Linked DNA regions of Homo sapiens: region 2 is linked to region 1. Evidence: read pairs that join two places in POLR2A ChIA-PET (ENCODE). Cell type or tissue: endothelial cell of umbilical vein. All regions are shown on one strand. Links, peaks and the distances in the headings refer to the core of each region. The heading gives the core; the rest is flanking DNA.

The links. Peaks named below come from ENCODE experiments on the same cell type or tissue, not always from the same donor. Only the 100,000 strongest peaks of a DNase experiment are listed, where the experiment ranks them.
Region 2: POLR2A ChIA-PET joins it to region 1 with 12 read pairs; 4 of 35 experiments call an interaction of 5 or more read pairs at or near these places.

Annotation. Positions count from the first base shown.
Region 1 is chr3:57,191,708-57,202,096 of GRCh38, reverse strand. It overlaps HESX1 (HESX homeobox 1), which reads left to right and starts at 2,119. Exons shown (of 4, transcript NM_003865.3): 1 at 2,119-2,335; 2 at 3,145-3,344; 3 at 3,605-3,706; 4 at 3,802-4,259. The coding sequence starts at 2,179. The coding sequence ends at 3,900. RefSeq lists an enhancer at 1,829-2,426. In endothelial cell of umbilical vein, for the core only: no CTCF peak of the experiment used is centred there; DNase peaks (open chromatin) are centred at 4,746 and 5,266; H3K4me3 peaks cover 702 bases; H3K27ac peaks cover 614 bases.
Region 2 is chr3:57,130,397-57,140,785 of GRCh38, reverse strand. All of the region lies in intron 1 of IL17RD (interleukin 17 receptor D), which reads left to right. It also overlaps the pseudogene RPL19P2. Among named protein-coding and RNA genes, the nearest start is that of IL17RD, 30 kb to the left of the region's middle. RefSeq lists enhancers at 8,886-9,712, 9,713-10,389. In endothelial cell of umbilical vein, for the core only: no CTCF peak of the experiment used is centred there; a DNase peak (open chromatin) is centred at 4,655; H3K27me3 peaks cover 783 bases.

The DNA.
Region 1 (10,389 bases), core at 1,554-9,553:
ATACAAAAAAATTAGCCAGGCGTGGTGGCGGGCGCCTGTAGTCCCAGCTACTCAGGAGGCTGAGGCAGGAGAATGGCGTGAACCCGGGAGGCGGAGCTTGCCGTGAGCCGAGATCACACCACTGCACTCCAGCCTGGGCGACAGAGCAAGACTCTGTCTCAAAAAAATAGATAGATAGATAGATAGATAGATAGATAGATAGATAGATAGATAGATAGATATAGATAGATAGATATAGATATGTAAATCCAAGGAAAATCAATTTAAGCTGAATAAAAATATTGGAACATCTTTGTTAATAAAGAAGAAGTTGAAAACTGGAGTTGCTCTGGCATGCGCTGTGGCATCCTTCTGCCTTGTGCCTCTTAGGCACTCATCTGCGGGGCTCAGGGGCTCAGTGAGGCCTACACTGACATCTACCCCTCCACTTCCTGCACTAATTCATCTTACCTGGCTCACCTGTTTCCTTTTCTCATTCTTACCCTGGCTAACATACTAGATAATTTACCTATAATTATTATTTGTTTCCTGCCCCCCACCCTGCACCACTGTGAGCTCTATGAAGGCAAGGATAGTATTTTGTTTTTTTCTGGTTCTGAGAAGGTGCTCAACCAATTGTGGAAGGAAATAATGAATGTCTCAAAGGAGAGAAAGAAAGCTGAAAAGGTCCTGTATTCTCTCGCTTCCTCCTAGTCGTCCCAGATTAAGATACCCCCCACCTTTGCACAATCTACATCTCAGCACTATATACAAAATCTCCATGAGGTATAAATGTTCACCGGTTTATTCATCCGCAGAATGGTTTTACACGTACATTTATAAATCCATATGCCTGTTGATGTTTTGCATGTGAGATCCTTTATTTACCCGAGAGCTTTCATCAGGAGGAATTTAGCTCAATATTTGTGAGATCATAATAGGATAAAAGCTGATGAAGATGAGCTCCATCCTATAGAGGCTATTTCCTCTATGAGTGGAGACTGTTTTTCCCTTCCCTGAAGGAAAGAACAGCAGTTGTTTAAATAATGAATAAAGCTAAGCACTTAAATTTATCTTCAGGAAGGTACTGGAAGAAGAGGAGGAGCAGAGTATAAAAACTACAAGTATACCTTTGCGGGGGGAACAGCCAGTTCAAAATCTTCCCAATCAGCAGTTATACTTTAATTTTAATTTCAAGTTTTCTTAGGATTATGAAATTAAAACATTCTGTTCTTGGTTATTTTCATAAGCCTTACCATCTTGAAAGACTCCATCCTCTGCCCATCCCTCAAAAGATCAACAGACGGAAATTTTTCTTTAGAAAGCAAACTATGTTCTTTTCTTTGAAATAACTGTGATAGAGAAATTATTCACTTTAAGTAGTCATGCTTCTAAGTTGCTTGAAGGTGATTACATATGAACCTTCATATAAACATGTATCTCTCTCATTTAAAAGAAAAGAGGAAGGAAAGGAATTAGCCCATTAATTATTTAAAATACTTGGTGCAACTGTTCCTATGAATTAATCCAGGCACTTGGAAGACAATTACACTCCATGTTAATAACATTGCCAACCTTTTCCACTATGCTGCACTCCAAATACTATTGTGTTTTCATTGACAACATTCCCTATTACATATGCATATGAAAAACAGGCATTTTCATCAGAATTACTGTAATAGCATTAAGAGATTATTATTTTTTCCCATTTCCTTGGAAGAAAATTTACTTAAATTAGATTATTTATTACTCGACTGCTCTCGTATCTTGCCTGTATGTTTAGGTAACTGGAGCCCATGAAAGTATAAACTTCAGAATAAAAAGCTTGATTTTATACATTAATGATTTCAAATAAAAGATAAGTGCCACATTTGTGCATCACTTCTTTAGAGAAAGTTAAGTCTGTGTTCTGCTTAGGAGAGATAACACTTTTTGTCCCTGTAGGTGGCCCCCCTGGTGTAGCCATTAGTTGCTAATTACTTGCAAACAAATAAACAATTAACTCCTTAAGCTGCTGGCTGGGCAAGTGTTCATTGACATGCTAAAACTTTCTAAGACAGGATTTTAATTAGTGACGTTCTAAATCCAGCCCCCTTGTCAGCGGAGCTATAAGGTGAACTGCAGGAAGATCCCAGCCCTATACACGTGGGGCAGAGCCAGCAGAGGCCAGAGCTGTTGCTCTGTGCAGACCACGAGAGGATGTCTCCCAGCCTTCAGGAAGGCGCTCAGCTCGGGGAAAACAAACCCTCAACTTGCTCCTTTTCAATTGAGAGAATCTTAGGACTGGACCAGAAGAAAGACTGTGTTCCATTAATGAAACCCCACAGGCCCTGGGCAGACACCTGCAGCTCATCAGGTATGCCACAGCTTAATTGTTTCAATTCTTTGTTATTTCATTTACAGTGTTTAATTTGCCCTTTATTTCATACTACATAGAGCTAGAGTTTAGGACTTTAATTTAATTTATTATTATTATTTATTATTTTTTTTTTTTTTCTGAGACAGAGTGTTGGTCTTGTTGCCAAGACTGGAGTGCAATGGCATAATCTTGGCTCACTGCAGCCTCCGCCTCCTGGGTTCAAACGATTCTCCTGCCTCAGCCTGCCAAGTAGCTGGGATTACAGGCATGCACCACCATGGCCTGCTAATTTTTGTATTTTTTAGTAGAGGGGGGTTTCACCCTGTTGGTCAGGCTAGTCTCGAACTCCTGACCTCAGGTGATCCGCCTGCCTCAGCCTCCCAAAGTGTTAGGATTACAGGCATGACCCACCACGCCCAGCCAGAGTCTAGGACTTTTAATGCCTCCAACTGAGTCCTATGGGAAATTAAAAGAATATCAGCTTTGGATTGAGCAAAGTGGATAAATTCACTCACAGGAAATCCCAAGAACCTGCATTTACTTCAGAAGATCTCTCCCTGTTTGACACATCAGATATTTGAAATCTCTTTTCACTGAAAAATAAACGACATTCAGAGACCAAAGAGGCAGGATTACCAAGACAGGATCTTCATTTTTTATTGGTTTTTGGTTAACGGGGTGCAATTCTCTTGTGAACCCCAGAATTCCACTAGGAAATGAAAGATGAGTTCCTGAAACTACCTCTATAGAACTTTGTGGAACATAAGATTGACCATCTAAGACAGGGCTTATTTTTTTGTTTTTAGGGAAAGATGGTAACTTATGTCTACATGTCCCAAATCCTCCCAGTGGGATTTCATTCCCTAGCGTGGTGGATCACCCAATGCCAGAAGAAAGAGCTTCGAAATATGAAAATTACTTTTCAGCCTCAGAAAGACTGTCTTTGAAAAGAGAGTTGAGTTGGTATAGAGGCCGAAGACCAAGAACTGCTTTTACTCAAAACCAGGTGGGAAGTTTTTTCACCCAATAATGATAATATAAAGGCTTTAATTGACACCAAGTTGAGCAAAAGCCCACTCACTTTGGTATCTCAGTTTAGAAGCCTTATTAATGAAACAGTAGACTACCATATTTTAACAATTTCCAGGTAATCATTTTTAAAAAGGCATCCAGATTAATTGCCAAGATTTAAATGTAGTCATTTTACTCTAGAAATTAAAGCTCATTTTTGGAGACATACTGAATATCAACATTTTTTTTTCTTAGATTGAAGTGTTAGAAAATGTCTTTAGAGTAAACTGCTATCCTGGTATCGATATTAGAGAAGACTTAGCTCAAAAATTGAATCTAGAGGAAGACAGAATCCAGGTAATTTTCAAATTTAGTTGTTATTCATGATGTTGAAATGTTAAGAATAATAAAATAATGTTTCTGAGACCTATTTTATTTTTCCTTAACTTTAGATTTGGTTTCAAAATCGGCGTGCAAAACTGAAAAGGTCCCATAGAGAATCACAGTTTCTAATGGCGAAAAAAAATTTCAACACAAATCTGCTGGAATAGATAGAAAACTAAACAAGTGAAATTATCTTCTAATTGCAGAGCATGAAGAATCAGTGGAAATATTAAGTGTTAAAATGTGATGTTTTCTTTCCTGCATTTAATCTGAATATTGTCATTTTTTCTGAAAATATATTGTAAATACTATTATAGCATGGTACATATTTGGGCACTTTTAGTTATAGTAAAGACCTTTTATATATATTTTAATAAACATTTTCAGAAAAGATTGCTATTTTTTAAGTAAGCCAAATTAATCTAATAAATTAGTTTGTTAAAATCAATAGACTCATGACTAAGTGATTCCACAAGCTGGATTCTAATTATAAAGTATTTCAAGTAAAATAATCTGAAGAACAAAAGTGTGAGTTGTTTTCATTAGTTTCTTCCATGCACATTTTGAAACATAATTATGCTTCACTATATTATAAATTATGATTTATTCATGAATCTTCAACTTCTCTTGATTTATAGCATAAAGCAGTGAGAATTTCTCACCATTTATCAGAACAAATTCTTACAGTATGTTAGTTTCAAGTTTTTTTTCCAAGCAAAGTCATTATGCCAAAGTAGAAATATACAAGCATCAGCTATCATATTTATACCATTGGTATTGAATTGCACAAAAGAAGTAAGCAGCAAATAAATGCAAAATTTTAAATAGTTTTCTAGTTTAATTTTGTACTTTACTTTCATTCATTAGTGATAGTGATCATGTAGCTTATATCTATTTCCAGTTTAAATGATTTCTAATCAACTGCAATATTAAGTTGACTGAGAAGGTAGGATAACTGACCCACCTTTTGTAAGTGCTCTGACATAGTCACTGGAAATAATCAAGGTGCTTTCTAAGTAACAAAAACTATGTGTTTTCATTTCCCATTTTCCCATTTTACCTGCCAATTAAAGATGGGGGGCTGGGCGCGGTGGCTCACGCCTGTAATCCCAACACTTTGGGAGGCCGAGGCGGGCGTATCACGAGGTCAGGAGATCGAGAACACGGTGAAACCCCGTCTCTACTAAAAAAATACAAAAAATTAGCTGGGCGCGGTGGCGGGCGCCTGTAGTCGCAGCTACTCCGGAGGCTGAGGAAGGAGAATGACGTGAACCCGGGAGGCGGAGCTTGCCGTGAGCCGAGATCGCGCCACTGCACTCCAGCCTGGGCGACAGAGCGAGACTCCGTCTCAAAAAAAAAAAAAAAAAAAAAAAAGATGAGAATAGGATAAGATATATAACAAGAAGGGAGCCCTCTCGGCTGGAAATCTGGGCATTTGTTTTCCAGTTAATGGAAGACTTCAGTGGGTGGTTTTTTTTTTTTTTTTTTTTTTTTGAAATGTCAGCTTAAGACTCTGACTTTGTCCACTGGAAGCCAAATTTCAGCTTTGTCCATTTGAATTGAATTCTCCCTTGCTTCTCTTTTCTTTCTGTCCTCTGTCCTTTCTGATGTCCCAGTGATGATCAAGGTGGAAGGTTCTCATTGAATTATTGAATCTATAATCACTATTTTTTATATATAAAAGACTAGAGGGAGTTTGCATATTATTTCTAAGGAAACGCAGCATGACTCAGATTTTAGAGCTTTTTAAAATTATTTACTGAGAGCACATTTGAGGTTGAGAGCTATGTGTCCCAACAATTGGTCAACAATAAGCGTGCTTATTCTATTCCACTGTTGCTGAGATGGAGAGGGAGGAGGAAAAGAAGGGCAACAGGGTAGTTAGGAAGAACATAGGCATTACATGTTTTCCAAAAAAGACTGAGCCACTTTTTCCAATATAAAGAGCTGCTTCCATTCATATAAAAATTGGAAGCACTATTTATGAAATGTATTAGTTCAAATTTATCCACAAAGAGTTTTCTTTGTTCTCCATTAGGTTATTATGAAATTATGTTAAATTGAAAGACTGGAAGTTACCAGGAGTAGGCTCTGGAGGAGTGGGTTGGAGGGGAATGTGTCACATGATGGGTAAGCTTTTATTTTAATTCCAAATTTATTGTCATTCTGTATTCTGCAAACAATATAAGCAGTATAGAAATAGAGTAAAATCCCCCTTGAATCTCATCCTTCAGAGATAACCATCATTAAACATCTTTAAGATCTTTTTGTGTATCACAAAAACATCTTTATATATGTACACACACACATATTTGTTGTTTTTGCTGTTATTTTTTAAAATGTGATCACACTTGATATTCAGTTTTGCGTCTCTCTGACATCCTGCCATGTCAGAATTATAGCTCTGTCTCCTGAACGTCTGCTTGGTTTAGGATAAGATTTCAAGTCTTATACACAATAAGAAAATATTCCACATTATTAATATTAATATTAAAGTATTTTTGAAGTAGTGCTTTTCATAAATTGAGATTTTTCAGAGTAATCATAGTTTATCTAGAATTTCTACAATTAAACCTAATTCCCAAATCTCTGAGGAATGTAAAGATTCTGTGCAAAATGATAGAATCTAGAAAAAAATGAAACACCATCACAGATATCGATTGACAACTAAGAATGCACTTAAGTTTTTTTTTAATTATAAAAACTGGCATACCTCTAAAAAGTCTGGTGAGGAGAGAAACATCATAACCCTAGACCATCATTGTCTCAGTATTTTCCAATGACAATTTTATATAACTGATTTATGTGGCCCTAAAATTCAATTTTATTTATAATTGAAATAAATTGTGTTTACAACTGAACTTATATATTTATAACTGAAGCTACATATGTATAACTGAAATCATTTATAATAGAAATGATATATTTATAACTGAAACATTTATAAGTCAGAAAAATTAAAACAAGAATTTATAATATTAAATAAATAACTATAAATGTAATATGCCTATTTTTTTATATTTTTTGATACTAATAACAATATAAGTTCTATTATAACTTTTGTGAAGCAAGTTCATAATATATAAGAATACTCAAGAAGCAGGGTAATAGAAAAGATTGCTAGTGTATTTCCCCTAAAATCTTTTTTAAAAATCTAAAGATAAAGGCTGATCTTGTTAAAAGAAATAATGAATCAGTAACATTTTTGGAATTACAATTGCTAGAAATTTGGAGAGAATATAATGATATTCAGGGGGAAAATTGGACTCGGGAAAAATCAAGCAAAATGAAAATGGAAAGGAAAACCCGAGATAGAATTATCTTTCCCTCAAAACACGTAGGCTCTAATCCACAGCTTATCTCTGTTCCTGGTAATTCTAGGCCTTTTGTCTCCATTAATGCTCAAGACAAGGTGAACAGTAGTAACAAATCAAGCTAATGCAGTCAGGCTAATACCTGGAGCGTCTCTATTATCTGACAACTGCCTAAATAAGGTTATTTGGTCTCCTGTAATGGCATTTGTCTTTTGTGAAGCCAGCCAGACAAAGCCCATCACTAAAGAGTGCTGCTGGAAACAATGGCTGTGTGTGCTGGTGGTCAACTTTTGAGTTAATCAGTGTTCATAGCCGCTTTCACCTCCTGCATCTTATCACACATCACACGAATGGCATAAATCTCCCATTACCAAACCCAGCACAGAGCATCAACCTGGGCCTTGTTCCTCCCAGCAGAGAGCTGGGAACTGCTCAATTTTCTCAATATGGAACTCAACTCACATTCTGACAAAGGGTGACTTGCTATCTCCATTTCACTGAGCCCCATAGGAATAAAACCCCCTCCAAAGTTAGTCTTTGGATACCTTTCATGGTCATTTTGACTGTTCTGACTCCTGTTGGAACATCAGTCCACAGCACAAGGCAGCTCCTGGTGGCTCTCAACACTCTACACCCCATTAGACTCACTTCTTCTGCCTATGCTTTAATCTTGGATTTCACAGCCTCCAGAATTGTGAGAAATAAATTTCTGTTGTATATAAGCTGCCCAGTCTGTGGCATTTTTGTTATAGAAGCCCAAATGGACTAAGTGTCCACCATGAGCTATGCAATATGGTTCTTCACATGAATATTCCCATTTAATTTTCACAGTCACTCTGCAAAGTGAATATAGGCAATCCACTTTACAAATAAGAAAACCTAGCATCAGATATTTTTATTATGATGATGATTCTTTTTTTTGAGATGGAGTCTTACTCTGTTGCCCTGGCTGGAGTGCAGCGGCATGATCTCGGCTCACTGCAACCTCCACCCGCTGGGTTCAAGCGATTCTCCTGCCTCAGCCTCCCAAGTACCTGGAACTACAGGCGTGCGCTACCATACCCAGCTAATTTTTGTAGTTTTAGTAGAGACAGGGTTTCTCCATGTTGGCCAAGCTGGTCTCAAACTCCTGACCTCAAGAGATCTGCCTACCGCAGCCTACCAAAGTGCTGGGATTACAGGCATGAGCCACCACGCCGGGCCTTTATTATGATTATTATTACCCCATTTTACAGATGAGCTGATTGAAGGACACAGATTAAATGACTTGATCATGGCCACACAGCTGAAGCAGCTCAGCCAGAATTCAGACCAAGTTCTGCCTGACTCCAGAGTTGCCTCTTCCTCTTAAGCCTTCCAGTAGATGGAGTTACTGGCTGTGATGCTAATAGCTAGAAACATGTACTACATTTTTCTTTTCTTCCTCCCTTTCTTCCTTCCTTCCACTTTTTTTTTTTGGCAGGGTTGGGTGGGAGTAGGGGGATGGGATTAAAAGTCTGAGTGTTTGATACCTAAAGTAATCAATAATTACTTAAGTCCCAATAATTTTTTGGAAATAATATTTTCTCTATATATAAATGGCATTTTGTCTAGATAATATGTACATCCTTACCTGTATAAATATTAAGCCTCATTAAGATTTTTTTTTTTTTGTATTTTAAACCTTATTAAGATGTAACAACAATCACTAGATTTAAGTCCTTTTTCCCTGAAATTGCCATCAGAAATTTGTGGAGGCCAGGCATGGTGGCTCACACCTGTAATCTCAGCACTTTGGGAGGCCAAGGCAGGATGATCGCTTGAGGCCAGAAGTTCAAGATCAGCCTGGGCAACATAGTGAGACCGAGGTCTACAAAAAATTAAAAAATTAGCCAGCCATGGTGGTTCACACCTGTAATCCCAGTACTTTGGGAGGCTAAGATGGGCAGATCACTTGAGGTCAGGAGTTTGAGACCAGCCTGGCCAACATGGTGAAACCCCGTGTCTACTAAAAATAGAAAAACTAGCTGGGCATGGTGGCAGGTGCCTGTAATCCCAGCTACTTGGGAGGCTGAGGCAGGAGAATCGCTTGAACCCATGAGGCAGAGGTTGCAGTGACCCAAGACCACCCCCCTGTACTCCAGCCTGGGCAACAGAGCGAGACTCTGTCTCAAAAAAATAAATAAATAAGCTAGGCATGGTGATGTGCACCTGCGGTCCCAGCTACTCAGGAAGCTGAGGTGGGAGGATTGCTTGAACTCAAAAGGTTGAGGCTGCAGTGAGCCATGATCATGTCACTGCACTCCAGCCTGGGTGACAGAGTGAAACCCTTTCTCAAAAAAAAAAAAAAAAAAAAAAATTTAGTAAAGATCTCAAATCAGCAATCTAACCTTTTACCTTAAGAACAACAAAAAAGAGAGCATAATAAATTCAGAATAATCAGAAGACAAAGATCAGAAAAACCATGGAGAAAAGTCAATGAAACCAAAAACTGATGCTTTACAAATCTTAATAAAATTAATAAACCTTTAGCCAGACTAACAAAGAAAAAAAGGAGAAGATACAAGTCACTGACATTAGGAATGAAAGAGGGGCTATAACTACAGACCACATCAACATTAAAAGAAGAATAAGATAATACTATGAACAACTCTATGCGCACATTTGATAGCTCAGAAGAAATAGATCAAATCTACAAACTACTAAAATCCACCCAAGAAGAAACAAATAACTATAACAGTTCTATACTTATTAAAGAAATGTGAAATAATAATTTTATACCTCTGAAAAGGTAAACTCCAGGCCCAGATGGTTTCACTGGCAAATTCTATCTAACATTGAAAGAGGAAGTAACATCAATTCTACACAATCTCTTTCAGAAGATACAAGAAGAAGATCACTTCTCTACTCATTTTATGAGACTTATATTACCCCGATACTAAATTAAAGACAGTAAAAGAAGGGAAGAAAAAAGCCCAAGTTCACTATCCCTCATTAACGAAGATGCAAAAATCCTCAACAAAATATTAGTAAATAAAATCCAGCAATACAAAAAAGAATAACACAGTATCACCAAGTGGGATTTACTTAGGGGATGACAAGCCTGGTTTAATATTTGAAAATCAATTAATGTTATCTACCATATTAATAGACTAAAGATGATAAATCACATTATTATACCAACTGACATTGAAAAGCATTCAATATCCATTGAAATGCAGTAGCCATTTATGATAAAAATTCTCATCAAACTAGGAATAGAAGGGAACTTTCTTAACATCTACAAAATATCTACAAAAAAAACCATAAAGCTAACATGATGTTTAATGGTGAAATACTAAATTCTTTCCCCCTAAGACTGGG
Region 2 (10,389 bases), core at 1,526-9,525, 61 kb after region 1:
CTGTTCTGGGTGTCTGGAAATAAATTCTAGAGGTGTAATATTCCCAGAGTAGACCTCATCTCAGAGATCAATCAAATTTCAGAGATGACCACACCTCAGCTTTTCTACACTACTTTTGAGAAAGAAAGTTGTTAGCCATGATGCCAAAACTGACCCACTAAGCCTTTCGGGGCTATGGATGTACATCTGTCAAATGGCAGCAAATGTTGAATAATGCCCAAAACAGGATGGTCTGAAAATTAATACTTGTATTAGTGCCATCATGCAAACATTCACCATTTTTGTGAGCTTTTAACAAAAATGGTTTGCCTGAATTGAAATCTAATTCGATAACTTTGAGTCCTACTGATACCATTCTAGCCAATCTTTTGAACTTTTATTTCTCTTTGAGTTCTGGGAAATTGTCAGTTATTCTAAATGCTAGCTCGTAGACCAGTTGGTTAGGAGTATCTGGTTAAAAAAAATGACCTGATTTAGAGCTCGTAGTTCAGTGTGGGTAGTCTCTACATTTTCCATGTAGCATTGTTTCAAAAACTGCAAAAAGGTATATTTTAACAGTGGTTCAAACTGTAAAGTGCTGAGCAGATCTTGGGGAACATCAAGACATGGGTTCTCTGTGTTCTTCTCCATAATGTGGGAGATTAGAGGGCTGTCTGGCAGAATTGTGAGCTCTGAGCACAGCCTTGCCTCTAAGGTGCCCGGCTCGGTATCTTTATGCAGAAGCCTGACAGTGAACTAGCAGTCTTTTCAGTACTTTTTTCCAGGGCCAGATTTTTTTTTTTAAGTTTTAAACATATGAAAACATTTGATTCAAATGGTCCTAATAATATGTTTTCTATTTTTCCTGTAAAACCAGGAGTTGAGTTTGAATAACAGCAGAAAACTTAGGAATTAATATAGAGGAGCTATTTTAAATGATCTAGCAGTATAATTATTTGCTCAGAGATTTGTGTAATCAAAAAGGTTTTCAGCCAGGCGAGGTGGCTCACACCTGTAATCCTAGCACTTTTGGAGGAAGGCTGAGGTGGGCGGATCACCTGAGGTCAGGAGTTCAAGGCCAGCCTGGCCAACATGGTGAAACCCTGTCTCTACTAAAAATACAAAAATTAGCCTGGCGTGGTGGCACGTGCCTGTACTCCCAGCTACCCAGGAGGCTGAGGCAGGAGAATCACTGGAACCAGGAGGCAGAGGCTGCATTGAGCTGAGATCATGCCACTGCACTACAGCCTGGGAGACAGAGCAAGACCCCGTCTCAAAAAAAAAAAAAAAAGGAAATTTTCATTGCATGTACCCCATAAATAATATACACATATTTGTATATATAATATTCACACTCAAATTCACATTCAGTTCAAAATTACACAAAAATTCAAAATAAAAAATTTAAACAAAGGAAAAAGTTTAAAAAGCATTTAAAAAGATGGTTTTCATGTTGAAAACATCCATCTTGACATTCTTTTACCCGTAGCCTGTTTAATATTCTTTATTTTGACTGTATTTCATTCTCCTACTTTGCCAAACTCACTTTTTCAATCTTTTTCCTCCATGCGTGCCCTAACTATGGGTAGTCTCACAAAGCCCAATTCCTGGCTTTTTGTTATTTTTTTACACTTTCTGTTAATTTTGTATACCTCTTATGAATTAGCCTATCTGTCCTTAAGTTTCTGTGGCATGCCGTCATACATGACGTCCTGCCTTTTAATCCTGCATTTCTCCCCTCCCCCCAAAATATATGATATTGTAAAAAGATAGTAGGCACCTCACTTTCACTGTTTTTCTGCAGCCTACTTTTTAAAAAAAGACCCTCTTTCCCCAGTGTTCTCTTTTTTTTTTTTTTTTTTTTTTTGAGATGGAGTTTTGCTCCTGTTGCCCAGGCTGGAGTGCAATGGTGCAATCTCAGCTCACTGCAACCTCTGCCTCCCGGGTTGAAGCTATTCTCCTGCCTCAGCCTCCTGAGTAGCTGGGATTACAGGCATGCACCACCATGCCCAGCTAATTTTTTGTATTTTTTTAGTAGAGATGGGGTTTCTTCATGTTGGTCAGGCTGGTCTCGAGCTCCCAACCTCAGGTGATCTGCCTGCCTTGGCATCCCAAAGTGCTGGGATTACAGGTGTGAGCCACCGCACCTGGCCCCCAGTATTCTCGTTATTGCCTTAAAATCACTATCTTCCGACTTCCCCAAATAAGAGCCTGCAGGTCACCTTTGAATATTTCATCATCACCTCGGTATTGTATTTGTCACCAAGTCCTGCTATTTTTTCCTTAAAAATGCCTCTCAGACCTGTCCTTTGATCCTCATCAGTACATTGCTGTCCCTGTCATGTTATATGTGGACTGCTGCAGTTGCTGGCTATCTGGTCTACCTCGCTCCAGTCTTCCACCCTCTAGTCTCTAGTTCTTCCTGCATATGTGGCCCTAACACTGTTTTGTTGTTATCATTCCTTTCCTGGTTCAGTTTCCTTTAATGTTTTTTGTTTGTTTGTTTTGTTTTTACTTTTTTCTTTATTGTGTTGAAATACACATAACATAAAATTTACCATTTTAACCATTTTAAATGTACAGTTCAAAGATTTTTAAGTAAATTCACAATGTTTTGCAACCATCACCACCATCCACCTGTAGAACTTTTTCACCTTCCTAAATGGAAATTCCATAACCATTAAACAATAACTCCCCATTCTCCTCTCCCCGCAGCCCCTGGCTATCTCTATTCATGTCTCTATGAATTTGACTGCTCTAAATACCGCATATAAATGTAGTCATACAGTATTGTCCTTTCTGTCCTTTTGTGCCAATGTCAAATTTTTAAAGATTGTTTTTAGTGGTCTTGATCTGTAGGGAAGTTGATGAAGATTTGGTAAAAGCTAACAAAGGGCCTTTGCTTTGAGTCTTCTTATCTCTTTAGTATTTAATGAGCTCTGTTTGGAAGCATGACACTGGTTTACTCTGAGTACAGACAGGAAAGTCAAGGTGTGTAAGAGCAACAGGGGAAGATTAGAGACTCCCAACTTAGGCCTCTGTGGCACTAACCTAATACCAAAAGTTTTTTGTCATGGAGGGAAGAGAAGTGAAAATTGGAAGCGGCTGGTGACCAGGACTCACCTTCCTCCTTCTTAAATACCTTCCATCTGTATTAGGGGCAGGGAATCAATTTCCATCTTGAAATGGATATGTGTTTTGAGACCCCAGCTCCAGTCTTCTGTTTTATAAGTGTCACTTCTGCTCTCCAGGCCCTGGGGTTTGACTCATCCCATCTGTTCAATTCTTGGGTCCTTTGGATTCATCCTTTGAAGCTGCTGTTTCATTGCCTCTTTCTTCCTTCCTCATCTCCCCACCTACCCCATTGCCACCTTGGCCTGTATCAGAGACCTTTTCCCTGTGCTTCTGTCTGCCAAATCTAGGCTTGTGCTCACATCTGTAAGGACCACTGTATTTGGATCTTGCCTGTCTCCAAGATGTACCACATGCAAAGCTGAACCCACTTGGCTATTTCAGCCCTATGGTGCCCATCTTTTCAGGCCAGTTGGGGGTGTCTAACACAGAAGCAATGAGGGTGTGTTGGTCACTTCCAGGGATGTGGGAAGTGTTTATTCTGGATGACCAGGAAGACTCTGTGTCATCCCTGAGAAATAGCAACCATTTCCTGAATGCTTACCATGTGTTGGGCACTGGGTGGTACAGTTGGTAGCACAAGCTCCTGGGTCTGTGTTTGCTTGAAATAAACTTCCTTCCCCTCCGCAACCCCAAAGCTTGACATGCCTCCTCTGAAGACACTTCTCTGGCTAGCCTTCCTCTGTTCAATTACCCCTTGTCTGAAATCTTATTACACATAGAGCTCAGTGGCATAACTTAGCCCATTCATTCTAGGCAGTGTAACCTTATCTACTGTAGTTTCGTGTCTTTTAGCTTTGTTTTCCAAAACTAATTGTAAACACCTAGAGGCAGGGGTCTAGTTTAGCCTTATTCTCACTCAAAATGGCTTTCCCAAGTGCAAAAGCATATTTCAAGCTCTTGAGACATCTGGTTGATAAATCCTGGGGCATTTGCAGAGGTTTTTCATGGATAAATGAGAAGGAGAGAATCCTAAAAGCAAGTTAAATATTGCTTTTAGATCAGCTAAGTTTTTTTTTTTTTTTTTTTTTTTGAGTGGGGGTTGGGGGCGGGGGAGGGGTAGACAGAGCTTTGCTCTGTTTCCCAGGCTGGAGTGCAGTGGTGCAATCACTGCATCCTCAACCTCCTGGGCTCAAGAGATCCTCCTCAGCAGCTGGGACTACAGGCGTATGCCACCACACCCAGCTAATTATTCTTATTTTTCATACAGATGGGGTCTATGAGATGGAGTCCAGGCTGGTCTTGAATTCCTGGTCTCGAGCATTCCTGCTGCCTTGGCCTCCCAAAATGCTGGGATTACAGGTGGGAGCCACCATCCCTGGCCAGGCTGTTTTTGAGGCAGAGCTCATTCTTTCTTCTTCCACACCTGGGCTACATATGTGTTGTGATTCTAATCACAAAATGGAATTTACCGTTTTTTACCAGTGAGTGGTTTTTATCTCCTTAGCTTGATCTGTAAAATCAAGCCACCCTGACTCTCTGGAAAGAGTTGGAGGTCTTAGGTTTCCACACGGCTGTAATGTGATTGTTGTGCTGGAGAGAGGAAGACATTGTTATCTGCTTCCTGGATTTGCCAGTTTCCCTTTTAATTTTACACAGTTCTGTTATTCACTGGAGACCAGTCATCTAATCATAAAATCCCCTACATTTATGTAATTTTAAAGAAACATACAGGATAAATTATAGTAATTTGGTTACCCTGCAGAACAGCGTTTAGGATACCCACATCAATAGGCAACCTACCAGCGTATCAACGTGTGTATACTGTGCAAGTAGCCTTGTCACCGTGTCCTCTTGCCTTTTCCATGTACACAGCCGGCTCTGGAGCAGGTGACGGGGCCTGCTATACTACTTCCTACTAATGGTGTTTTCCCTTTGTAGAAAATGATGGTTGATGACAGTTGATAAGACCCTTAGAAAGAATTTTGCCCAGTGGTCCTAACTCACTTTATTAGGCTCTTTTTGTTATTTCCTCCATAGATCTTACATATTTCACCCAGAAGGAACTGCATTAACTGATAGCTGGTGGAGATTTATGAGAGCAAATGTTATATATATTAGGATCTAATTTATGTCAAGTCACAGTCCATGTGATGCAGGCAGTAAAGACCGTCTGGAAGAGTCTTCTTCAAAATGATGGAATGGGAGAAGTTTCATATTCTTCTTTGTACTTAATTTTATTTTACCTTGAACTTGTTATCTTTACAAAAATAATAAAGCTGTCTTCAAAAGAAAAGCCTACAGTTCTAGAAACTTGAAAACCCACTCTTAGGGAATCTCTGAGAATCATTGAGCATCCCACCACTTCGCAGGCAGTTGGGGAAGTGGCAGGCAGGAAGTGGCACATCCTGGCCTGGCCTTCTGCCTCCTCCCAGCCTCCTGCCCACCTTGCTCTGAACCTGCTGTGCCTTTGGGGCTTCACCTCCTCAGTGCTCCAGGAAATGCTTGAATCTGTGTCCCTAGAAGCAGTGCTGCTCACCTGACAGCTTGGCCTCACACTGACCCAGCTCCCCATTCTTTGTTTTTTTTGTGTGTTTTTTGTTTGTTTGTTTGTTTTTGTTTGTTTTGAGACAAGGTCTTGCTCTGTTGCCCAGGCTGGAGGGTAGTGGAGTGATCATGGCTCACTGCTACTTCCATCTCCTGGGCTCAAGCCATCCTTCCATATCAACCTCCCAAGTAGCTGGGACTACAGGTGCATGCCACCATACCTGGCCAATTTTTGTGTTTTTGTTGGTAGAGATGGGGTTTCACCATGTTGTCCAGGCTGGTCTGAAACTCTGGGGCTCAATAATCCCCCTGCCTCAAAGTGCTGGGATTGCAGGATTGAGCCACCACACCTAGCCCCCATTCTTAGCTTATTTATTTATTTATGGCAGGTAAAGGCTTGTTTTATTTTAGTGGTTGATCTACGTAATCGCTGAGGCCAGTATGTACAGACAAAGGGGGAGCTTTCACTTCTCGGTCTCTTCCTCCTTAGACAAAGTCTTGATGATCTCCTCCTTGGCCTGTAGGCGGTCTTCATGGTGCTTGCGTGCTTCCTTGGTCTTAGACCTGCGGGCCTTAGCCTGGTCAGCCTGCAGCTTCTTGTGGGCCTTGTCTGCCTTCAGCTTGAGGATGTGTTCCATGAGAATCCACTTGTTTTTGAACACATTCCCCTTCACCTTCAGGTACAGGCTGTGATATGTGTGGTGATCAATCTTCTTAGATTCACAGTATCTTCTCAGCAGCCAGCACAGAATCCGCATTCTCCTCATCCAAGTTACGTTCCCTGGCATTTGGGCATTGGCTGTACCCTTTCGCTTACTTATGCCCATGTGCCTGCCCTTCCAGCGGGCCAAGGTGTTTTCCCGGCATCAAGCCCGGGAATGGAAAGTCACAGGTTTGTAGATGATCAGCCCATCTTTGATCAGCTTCTGGATCTGCTGATGGAAGTTGGCATTGGCGATTTCATTGGTCTTATTGGGGTCCAACCAGACCTTCTTCTTGCCACAGCAGAGGACACTAAAGGCGAGCCTCATCTGAAACCTGAGCATACTCATGGCTGTGGCCGCAGCAGCGAAAGCAATGAGCTCCCCGATTCTTAGTTTAAAGTCAGTTTAGCCAGAACCTTTGGACTTTCCTTTAAAAAAGAATTAATCACTGCTTTTAATCTTTTCTGGTTAGCTTCTGTTTCATGCTAACTTCATGACAAAATGTTACAGGTTTCTAATTTAATTTCACCATATTACTTTGATTTTGTAAACATTTCTCCATGGGAAGCCTTAATGAAGTGGCAAGATACATTGATTTCTTTCTGTTGACAGGTGAAGGGACAAGGTTGTATGTGCCATTTACTTGCCTCAGCCCTATAGGAGAGGACTAGGAACACACCACCAGGCCCACTTCATCAGGGGTGGAAATATGCTCCTACCTGCTGTTCCATCTGCTGCGTCTGCCTCACAATGGATTTGCTTTATAATTGACCTCTCTATACCACTCCTTGCCAGAAATCCTTGGAGAGGGAGTGCAGGGAGACCTTAATTCCTGGGAACACCCCACTGCCTTCTTCACCCACAAAAAAGACATTTATCAAAATCTAAAATTGACCAAGACATCAGTACTTCATTTTTACATCATTCTTTGCCTTCTCCGAATGACATTTTAGTGGTTCAAGGAAATTAAAACAAAGCTGAATACTCCTTGGCAAGCATAATTATTTCCTGGCCTAAATGTCATACAATGATTTAATTGGTATGTCATTGTGTGTATGTGTGTTTGCATGTGTGTGTGTGTGCTTTAATGGAAATTCCATGTGGTATCTTTGGGAAATTAGGAAAGAGAGTCTTCTAGATTTATTGCTTATAGTTTAAGAACAGACTGCTGGCTTCCATCCAAATAGTAGGACGATGTAAAGTTACAGGGATCATTAGTGTTTGAATATATCCTTCCGATTGCCTGCTATTTTAAAATTAGTTTGGCAAAAGGTAAAAGTCAGAACTGACAGTGAAATTTTTTACGCTTTGAAACTTGTAACATTCATCAAAATAAACTTGTGGGGGACTTGGCATCATGTAAGCGATGGTGTCCTTTGCTTTATACCAACATCTTAATTTTGAAGCTGAATGAGTTTTGCTGTGGCTGGAGTAGGAGTCAGAGACATAGATTATTCATTTTGGAAAGTTGGAATTTTAGATTATCCTTCATAGTGGCTCATGCACAGATACTATAAAATATATCCCAAACCCAACTCAGTTTTGTGTGTTGACCGCAAATACCATACTCTGCAAAGGCAGTTGAGCAGGAGTGGGAAAATCAGCTGTTTTCTTCATCTAGTGGACACTATGAGTATTTTCCTCCACACTCAGTGATGAAAAAAAAAGAATAAGAATTAGCCACATCCTAGTTCACTTTTTATCTTGATTCAGTGCAACTGACTTGGCTGCAGACATAACTGTTGTCACCTGTGATCCGAAAGGTGCTAGATACCTCTGTCTTGATGGGTTTATGTGCTCAACAGTGTAAGTTGTTGCCTTTCATGTTTCTACTTTGTAAAGTTCATGAGTCCCAGCATCTTGGACAAAGTGTTTAGTTACTGAGTTGTAACAAATACTGCCTATAAAGGATTACAGTTGGATGGCATTAATCCAATAATTATATTTAAAATGGAGATTTTACATCAACCACTTCCCTCCCCCATTAGAATTTTTTGTTTGTTTTTGTTGTTGTTGTTGTTTTTGAGACAGAGTCTTACTCTGTCGCCCAGGCTAGAGTGCAGTGGTGCGATCTCGGCTCACTGCAACCTCTGCCTCCTGGGTTCCAGCGATTCTCCTGCCTCAGCCTCCCGAGTAGCTGGGATTACAGGCAGGTGCCACCACGCCTGGCTAAATTTTTTTTTGTATTATTAGCCATGTTGACCAGGCTGGTCTCGAACTCCTGACCTTGTGATCCCCCAACTTCGGCCTCCCAAAATGCTGGGATTACAAATGTGAGCCGCTGCGCCCGCCCCTTCTTTTACAGTGTCTTGCTCTGTCACCCAGTCTGGAGTGTGGTGGTGTGATCTCGGCTCACTACGGTCACAACCTCCTTGGCTCAAGCGATCCCCCTGCCTCAGCCTCCCAAGTAGCTGGGACCACAGGTGTGTACCACCATGTCTGGCTAATATTTTTGTACTTTTTGTAGAATGGGTTTCACCGTTTTGCCCAGGCTGGTCTTAAACTCCTGAGCTCAAGCAATCCGCTGGCCTCCGCCTCCCAAAATGCTGGGATTACAGGTGTGAGCCACCATGGCTGGCCTGAATTTTGTTTTTAATCACCGAAGTAAAACCACTCTCTATTATTCAACAGACGTAGCTTTAAGCTATCAAGCTATTGAGTGGAGCTGGACTATAAGGCAGGTGAGAGGTCTGGGGGCTTCAGGGGTCCAGAAGCCTCCTGAAAATACCATGTGCCAATGTGTGTGCACACATGCACCACAGTTCTCCCCCAAATAAAAAGCTGTGAGTCTTGGTAATGAGGGGTAAATGAGAGCAAAGTGATTTTGGCCTTGGTGGTGATAGTATTGCCAAGAGAGGGATGACGGTAGGATTGCAGCTGTATAGCAACTCACACTCACCCCGTTTTCAGATCTCACCAGTGTTTTTCTGAAGGCCTCAGGATATCACTCAAACCTTCAAAGTCCTTGCATCTTGAGGCCAAACTTTGTACTTCAGTCCATGAACACATGAACAGAGTGCACCTGTGGTTGATGGGCATTGGGCTGGGTGTGGCACAGCCTGGGACTCCTGTTGGCTGAATACTTTCACCTTTCTTTGTTTCACCCTTCTTAAGGCAGGACGGTGGTATTTTGTAACCAGTGGGCACTCAGCGAGTGTGAGTTGCATGCTTATACTGAAAGGTTCTAGGAAATCAGGTTTGGAGGCTCTTTCTGTAGAAAGGCAGTGCTGCTCGCCCAACATTGAGACTTGATATTTCTCCCAAGTAACTGGGATTCCCACAGCTTGGGGAGAATCAAGACAGTTGAGAGTGGTGGGCTGGAGGAACAGCTGAGGTAGGAGGGGGTGGGGGAGGGGAAGCTTGTTCACATGCTTGTTAACATTTAAGGGTCTTTGACAAAGGAAGTCTAATGCCTTGCCCCGGTCAGCCGGTGATTGCCCCCCGGGAGGCCCCGTTGTGCACAGGAAGTCAGACACTAATGATGTTAGCGAGGGGACAAAGGCGCCTGGCCTGGGAAGGGTCTAATTGCTGTGTCCGGCTCCCAGGCGGCTGGCCTCAAGCTGGTGGGGGCTGGGCAGGATGCGCTAAGTGTTAACACCTGGAGCCGGCACTGCTGACTTCCTGGTGCTTTTTTGTTGTTGTTGTTGGCTTTGTGGCTGGGCACACATACTGACAACACACACACTCAAAGGCATTCAGAAACCCTGACTGCATCTCAGGGGGATGTTTCAGGACTTGCTATCTAAGAGACTAGATGGAAATGGTTTGATCAGGAGGTAACACCGTGAGTGTCACCCCTGGGCCGGGCAGGGCCGTGAAACAGGAGGCTTTACTCCTGTTTCTCCTCCCATCTGCCCGTCAGAGCTTGGTGACTGTGGCTTCACCTCTGGGCTGACTACTTCCCTCTCCCCCAGAAAGCTTCTGGGAAAGGCCAGACCTTGCAGAGAGAGGCAGATACTTATTAGAAGGGTCACTCTGGCTTTAGCTTAGAACATTCTAGTCAGAATGAATGGGAGAATATTCACTCCTGGAGGACAGAGAGAACCAGCTGGGGTCACCCAAGGGTGGTTATGGTATATGTGTGGAT